2 separate regions of the Homo sapiens genome follow, and region 1 is linked to region 2. A link is an interaction called in ENCODE POLR2A ChIA-PET data of the cell type or tissue named here. Cell type or tissue: MCF 10A. All regions are shown on one strand.

Region 1 (4,000 bases), 56 kb before region 2:
CCTCTGTTCCTAGCAGGTAACTGGTCATTAAGGTCTGACCTTTGACCAGTTAGTACATGTCTCACCGTGGGTTCCCTAGAAAGCAGAACTGAGATGAGGTTTTCAGGGAGCAAGAGTGAGGCAGAACAAAGCATGGGAGGAGTGAGCTGGCTCCCAGCACAGGTGACTGCTGGAGCCCACCAGACTTGCTAAGAAGCCCCATGAAATGCATCTCAAGACCATCTGCAGGGTTGTAAAGGGGAGGCATTTACCCACCACTCCTGTCTACCAGTGCTCAAAGTCTTGCCCCATAGGGGTATTCATTCCCTTGCACTTCAGGATTGTGCAGCTGAGGGCTTCAGGTATGTTTCTGAGGTGGTCCAAGCCACAGTGTCAACAGGAAAGGCCAGAGGTAAGGGACGAACAATGAAGGTCTGAGATGTGGGATTGTCAATCATACCTATGTGAAGCTGTCAACTACCTCTTGCAGTCATTAGGCCAAAAGGATCTGAAGAAGTGCAAGAGGGGGTGTCCAGTAGAGCACACCAAAAAACACCAGTAAATGCTTTTATTGTACCCAGTACACAACACACCTGGGCAAAAGGTTTAAATGTTTTCACTTCAACCAGTTGTTTTGACACTGCATAATGGGGCTTTGAGAAATGGTATGCAACTAAATGTTGATAAATTTGTATTTTTTTCATTAGTGGGCTCAGAACAGAAACTAACCCAAACTCTTTCAGGCAGTTCTTGCCTCCATTGTCCAATTAAAGCATCTGTTCCTTGAGTAGCTACACCCAGTTCAGTACCAGCTGATATGAACTTGGTTTCAAGCTGGGTTCATATTAGCACTCTTCTTTTCTGATGGGGCCCTGATCCCCACCTTCCCATTCCAGTATACTGTGCCCTGGGCCTCTGGGTCACACTTGATGGACAGTTGTAAGTGCCCCATCCCCCACCCCATCTGGTATGTTGCTGGGATCCATCCAAACCCCTCCTATGCAGAGCACGCTCTGTTCTCATGACACGGTACTGTGCCAGCATCTCATGATGGAGAATGATGTGCCCAGCACGGCCCTCTGCTCCAGGTGCTCACACACGTGACATTCCTCCCCACCTCTGGGCCACTCTACAAATGTGCATTTGAAAGGCTCTTCCCACACTCTGCTATATTTCATGATGCTGTTCTGCACTGACCCAGTCACACAATGATCTTTCTTTTCTCAGAATTCTAACAACATTTGATCTATGTTAAGTCTTCATACACTTTCTCTGAAGAATCATTAGTGCTAGTGGTGTGCTGGCAAATCTTCTTTCTCATTTTTTTTTAAAAAAACAAAACCTGATTTGTAGCATTTGCCACTTTCCACAAGGTAAATATTCCTACCTATCTCAAGCTGCCAACAGTTTAACAACCAGTTTGTAAAATTCTTGAATATTTAACAATGGGCTCCCTGCAGAGGACAGTATCTATTTACTCCCCTGATAGAGTTGATCACTCCATTTTTTGTTTTGTTTTTTGTTTTGTTTTTGTTTTTGTTTCTGTTTTTAGAGATGGAATTTCATCATGTTAGCCAGCCTGGTGTTGAACTCCTGACCTCAAGTGATCTGCCCGCCTCGGCCTCCCAAAATGCTGGCATTACAGGTGTGAGCCACTGCACCCGGATGACTTTTTTTAAACCACCAATGTTAGTTATTGCACTTGGTAAACTGTACTGTGGACATTTGATTACTGGCACAGTTCCCTGCTGAAGGGCAGAGCTTAAGAAAGAGCACAGGCTCTGGAACCAACCCTGATAGGTTCGTAAACCTGATTCTGGCATTTGCTGGCTATATGATCTTGCTCAAGTTCTTTGCCTCCCTATTTCTGTTTTCCAATCCATAAAATGAAGATACAAGTTTTCTATTGCTGTGCAACAAATCACCACAAGTTTAGCAGCTTCAAACAATACCCATTTATTAGCTCCTAGTTCTGCAAGTCAGAAGCCTGGGCATGGTATGACTGGGTTCTCTGCTCAGGATCTCACAAAGCTGCAATCACGGTGTCAGCCAGGGTGTGTTCTCACCTGAAGGCATTATTAAGGAACAACCTGTGTCCAGGATCATTCAGGTTGTTGGCAGAGTTCGAGTCCTTGAGCTCTAGGGCTCAGGTCCTTGCCTGCCTGCTGGCTGCTGGCCAGGAGTTGCTCTCAGCTCCTTGATGCTGCTCACCATCCCTCACTGTGTGGTCCCCTCCATCTTCAAAGCCAGCCATGGAGAATCTCCTTCCATCAAATCTCTCTCATGCTGTGAGTCTTTTTAGGAAGAGCCCAGTCCCTTTTAGGGTCTCATCTGAATAGGTCAGGCTCACCCAAGAGAATCTCCCTTTCTTAAGGCCAACTATTTAGGGACCTTGATTACATCTGCAAAATCCCTTTTGCCAGTGAACAGAACATAACCACAGGGTGACATCTCATCAAATTCACAGCTTCCATCCACATTCAACAGATGGACGTTATACAAAGGTGAAAGTTACTGAGGCTCATCTTGTAGGAGTCATTCTGCCTCCTACAATACAGCTCATAAAAGGGTTGTGATTATATATAAAAAGCATTCAGACTAGTTCTTTGCAAATAGTGAATGCTCAGTAAACATTAGCCAAATGGGAGCCAAATGAAAAAAATTTTTTTTTTTCAGAAAAGGATTTTTGGATTATTTATCTTGGCTCCAGGGTCAAATACCACTGGGAGTTCAATAGATGTTTGTTAAGCGAATGAATAAATCTCTCTCTTACAAAGAATGTTATAACATAACATTTCACCAATACAAGCAAATTTGGAGGTCATAGGCTACCATGCACATTTGAAGTCTAGCAAAACTGAGGCCCAGTTTGGTGGTGACAATGCAAAGTCATCTACTAGGGATGAAGGGCACTAGATGACGAACCTCATGATTCTCTAATAGATTTCACTGCATCCACTGCACTGAAGACATTGACCAAGAATTATCTTCTCAGTCATTTTATCCAGCAAGACCCTCAGCTGCTTGGGACAAGGGAAATGGTTTCTACTATAGTGTCTCCTAATAGCATCTACCTTAGCACTAGGCAAACAAAGGATGAGTGGACTGAATTATACTAGCTTGTAACATTATGGGAGTGATTTGACTGCATGGCCAGTTTTGATGCCAAAGACAAACTACCTCCCAACTTACCAGCAAGATCCCTGGTGTGATCATTCACAGGCAAGCAGATGTTTTTAGGAGTAGACAGCCTTTTAGACACATTCTAGTACATAATTTCCCAGGTTGTATTTTTACACAAAGTCAGGTCCAGAGATATTCATAAGAATTATTCTTAAAGAATATTAGTCACTCATCTCTTTCTTTTAGTCCAATATTCTTGCCTAATTAATTGTATTTCACAACCTTTTTCATCATTTAATATACTATCTATTTTAATTTTTTATTTTGCTTGTGTTATGTCTCCCCCAGTTAGATGTAAATTCCTTCCAGGAAGAGATTTCTGTGTTTTGTTCCCTGCTGAATCCTGACTCCTGAAACTGCCTGGTACAAAGTAGGTGCTCAATAAATACTTTTTGAATGGGAAAATGAAAGGGGCTTGGGGAAAGCTGTATTGAGAGAAATTAAACTTGATTCTTGACTTTAGAACCACTCAGAGCCTTTATTATAAGAGTATGTGCCAAGACGCTCTGGGAGGATGTGGCGTAACTGCAGCGTTTGCCCTCAGTGAGCACATCAAGGAATATGGCTCTGCAGCCTGAGAAACACTCACATTTTCTTATTATTATTGCTTCAATGAGGAAACTGAAGCCTGGGGAGGGTAAGTCATTCACCCAGGGTTCCACAGCTCATTCTTTGGGCTGGAACCTCAAATCTGCTGATGTTCAGACCACTGCTCTTTCAGCTACACTCTTCCTGAAGCATCATTAAATTCATTTCTCTGTCAGATAATAGCTAATGTTTTAAATGACTACCTTGGTCCAAACATCTTTTATCAAGAGGAAGCATGAAACTTGATAGA
Region 2 (4,000 bases):
TGGTGGTCCAGGAGGTGGAGCTGGGCTGAGGACACAACAGCACTTCCTCATCTGCCAGGGTGGCAGCCCGGCAGGGGGCTAATGAGAAGTGAGGTGTGAGGCAGGAGCTTCTGCAATAAAGGCAATTATGGGCTGCTCAAACTGCTGACAGCATGCAGTCAGCTGCAGGGCCGTTGGTGGTAACTGATGCTACCTGTGCCACAAAACCCCCTCCCTCCTAATGAGGTTATTACTGTCCTACTGGTTGAGGGACCTCCAGGCCCTCTCTAATCCCCTCTTCTCACTTGTGGGCCCAAGCAGCCCTCCAGCTCTCTAAAAGGAAGATGGTCTTAAGGTTTTGTCCATATAGTTAAGGGGGAGAAATGCCCATACCTGCCCAGCTCTTGGCCTTCTTTGAGTTCCAGACTGAGCAGAGGGAAGTAGATGATTGCTATGGTGCCCCCCAGCACTAACGATCTGGCCTGCCCCAGGTCTAAGCTTGCCTCTCTCCGTGCCCAAATTCTGCCACTGATTCCTGATGAATGCCTGCTCAGCCTCAGGACTCAGCTCAGAATGTCCTTCCCAGGAAGCCTCCCTGGACCCTAACCCTGACGCTCCCATCCCACCTCCCACCCTGGGTTGTCATGTTGCCTTGTTTTGCTCCCTAGCCTTACCTGTAGACTCCTCCAGCTCCTCATCTTGGTGCCCATCACAGTGTCTGCCCCAGAGTTAGGTTCCATAAAAGTTGTGGACTGAATTAAACAAATGAACCAATCATTCAAACTGGCCACCTAGGTCAATCCTGAGTGGCGGGATCTGGAGAGACCAAGGAGCCTATCTCAGCCTCTCCAAAGATTAGAGCAGTGCTTAGGACCCTTCCTGGCATGCTGTGGGGGCTCAATAAATGTTAGGACCCTTCCCCTTTGCTTTCTCCTCAATCCAGGGAGATGCATGGCTCATTCTGTTAGAATATTATCATCAGGGTGGTTTTCAGGACACTTCTGTTATGAGTAGGGAGATATTCTAAAACATCTTTGCAAGACTATTTTTTAAAAAGGGTATTCCCTCTCTAATCATATTGGGAAAAAACCCTTTGCGATTTTGCCAATACCAGGCCTGTATCTGCTCCTAGCACTGTTCTATCTCCCTCCTATGCTCAAGCCAATTCTTGGAGGTGCAGATCCCCTCTCAGCCCTGGCATCTTACTCTCCCCGTGCCCAAGCTTCCAAAATTACCCCATTCACTCTCTTCTCTTCCCAACCCCAGCCCATATTTTCCTAAGCAGAAAGAAATGAGATCTAATTTATTCCACAGTATTGATAGTGGCACAATGATTTCATTTGGGGAGAGGGAGAGATTTCTGGTAGTTCAGGGGACAGGAGTGCTGCCTGATGCCCCTTTATGGACCCCTGAAACTTCTCCTTTTTCCTCCGTACCCAACCTCCTGGCTGTGACCAGGAGGAAAGCCAGGAGAAAGAAACAGAATGCTAGTGCCCAGAGCCTCCAGCCTGCCCTAGCCTTGGAACAAAGACGTGGTCGCCTGCAGGAAGCAGCACACATTCTCCACAGGCCCGTCAACCTGCCCTCAGCCTCCGTCCTGGAAAACGCCCGCCGCGCTCCACCTCTCACAACAGCTGGCCCGCGTGTCACAGCCAATTAGGCTTTGGAGGGAGTGAGAGGGAAAGCAGTGACACCGCATATTGACCCCTGCTGGCACGGGGCAGATGTGGAGGCCAGCACGCGTCCCCCGCACGGCCACGCCGCTAATTAATCACCTCGGCCACCGAGTCGTGACAGCGCTTTGCGCTCCGCGAGGCGCACTCGGAGGCAGGGGCCGGGCACCTGCGGAGAGAACGGCCGGCGGGGAAGCACTGGGCCACCAGCCGTTCCCTCTCTCAGCTGGCCTGGCAGGTTGTTTCTGGCAAGTTTTCACTAAAGCTGTTGGGGTTAAAAGTAAGGATGGAAAAGGAGGAAACTTTAAAAAGTCCTAAGTCATTACATGTAGGACAGGTTGGTGGAGCCAGCGAGGTGGGCACAGAGGAGGGGATTGGAGGGGAGCCAAGCAAAGGAGCTCTCTCTGGGGTGGGCGTTTGGGAAGAGCTAATGGGGTGCTCAAGGGAAATGAGCCTGGAACTAGGTGGCTCTCAGTCTTGGCTTACATATTTCCTCCTGCCTTCTCTGCAAATCGCCTTCATCCTATTGTTGCTTCACCAGACGTGTAGGGAAGGGGTGAAGTCATTGACCAAATGCCAAGGAGAATGCCTTCTTACACATCTCTCAAGATTGACTGAGACTTGACCTAGACCTCACTGCCTCCAAGAAACCGTCTGGAGTACACTGTGGGTGGCCTCCCTGTGACCCCCACTGCACCCTGAACGTTCCCAATCATAGCACTCAAGACACTGAACTGGAATTGTCTACGGAGTGAGCACAAGGGCCCTACCAGTGTTACTCATCTCAGTCACTCCAGGCCCTAGCACAGTGTGTGGAGCCAGCTATGAATCATATGAATCATATGTGGAATGATTCACGAACAAAGCATGATCCTTACCTTCAAGGAGCTCATGGCCTGCTGGAGAGAGCGGCTCATACCAGTTAATTGCACTGCAGACCGTACAGGGTAAGGGGTGAAGGTGGAGAAGAGGCATGCCAGCCCCAGCTTAGCCACAAAGCACACAAGTGTTCCTATTTGTGAGCAACTGCTTTTGTTGCTTTTGTGGAAATCTTGGGTCAAGTCTACTCTGATTCTATTCAAGCTCGAAATAATAGCTGAAGAAAGTCAACCACTGTATAGTTTATTCTTAGGCAAAAACTCTTTCTTTCTTCCAGATAAAGCTAGCCCTGGTCACTCAAAAGCTAAATATAAGTGAGGCTGCCTGAGGGCATGTGAAACACAGTTTGGGAACAGGGTATATGCTTCCACTTGGTTTTAGGTTGTTACAAGTTTGTTCCAGCACTAAGACTTATGGCTGATTTATGCCTATGAGATTAAGCCTGAACTCTTAGTGTGTGTGAGAGGAATGCTTTTTGGCATCCGGCCCTGACAGATAATCATACTGACATTATAAGAAGAAGAAGGAGGAGGAGGAGGAGGAGGAGGAGAAGAATAAGAAGAGGAAGAAGAAGAAGAAGGAGAAGGAGAAGGAGGAGGAGAAGGAGGAGGAGAAGAATAAGAAGAGGAAGAAGAAGAAGAAGGAGAAGGAGGAGGAGGAGGAGAAGAATAAGAAGAGGAAGAAGAAGAAGAAGGAGAAGGAGAAGGAGGAGGAGGAGGAGAAGAATAAGAAGAGGAAGAAGAAGAAGAAGGAGAAGGAGAAGGAGGAGGAGGAGGAGGAGAAGAATAAGAAGAGGAAGAAGAAAAAGGAGAAGGAGAAGGAGGAGGAGGAGGAGAAGGAGAAGGAGAAGAATAAGAAGAAGGAGAATGAGAAGGAGGAGAAGAAGGAGAAGATGAAGAGCAGCAGGAAGAGGAAGAGGAAAACAAGGGGTCAGGCAGGCATTCATTTTGCTGATATTATGGATACCAAGTGGGATGGGTTAGACATTCTCCCTGCTAAGAAGGTTTTAGTTTAGTGACAAAAGCCATTTAATTTCTCCAGGTGTTGGTGTCTTCCCTTGTCAAATGGGAATGATTATGCTAATCTTGAAGTATTGGTCACACCACGCCTTGTTTGGACATTTTTCTTAGAGAAGTAACCATTCTTGTGTGCATTATATTTTGACTTTTGATACTTCTTTTTTATGTATGCTATGCCACAAATTCCAGTTTGTGACATTTACAACAAAATTTTGGTGAGCGATAAAAGGGCCAATGTTTGCTTTTTCAAAATAAATTTACCCAGAAAAGAGCTGGTCAGTTAAATGTTTTCTTCCTGCTATTTCAAACGCTTTGTTTTTGTTTCTTTGCTTTTGCTTGATGTTCAGCACTGTGCTAGGTACTACTGGGGAAGCAGAAAAATGTTTTATTTTTCTATTTTTTATTTGGGATCTATATGTAAATACATGCTGTAAGTCTGTGGGTGAATTT

Evidence for each region. ChIA-PET counts read pairs that join two places held together with the same protein. Peaks named below come from ENCODE experiments on the same cell type or tissue, not always from the same donor. Only the 100,000 strongest peaks of a DNase experiment are listed, where the experiment ranks them.
Region 1: POLR2A ChIA-PET joins it to region 2 with 5 read pairs; 1 of 35 experiments calls an interaction of 5 or more read pairs at or near these places.

What each region holds. Positions count from the first base shown.
Region 1 is chr1:165,171,676-165,175,675 of GRCh38, reverse strand. No RefSeq gene overlaps it. Among named protein-coding and RNA genes, the nearest start is that of LMX1A-AS2, 30 kb to the left of the region's middle. In MCF 10A, no CTCF peak of the experiment used is centred here; a DNase peak (open chromatin) is centred at 2,085.
Region 2 is chr1:165,115,362-165,119,361 of GRCh38, reverse strand. No RefSeq gene overlaps it. Among named protein-coding and RNA genes, the nearest start is that of LMX1A-AS2, 87 kb to the left of the region's middle. In MCF 10A, no CTCF peak of the experiment used is centred here; a DNase peak (open chromatin) is centred at 2,461.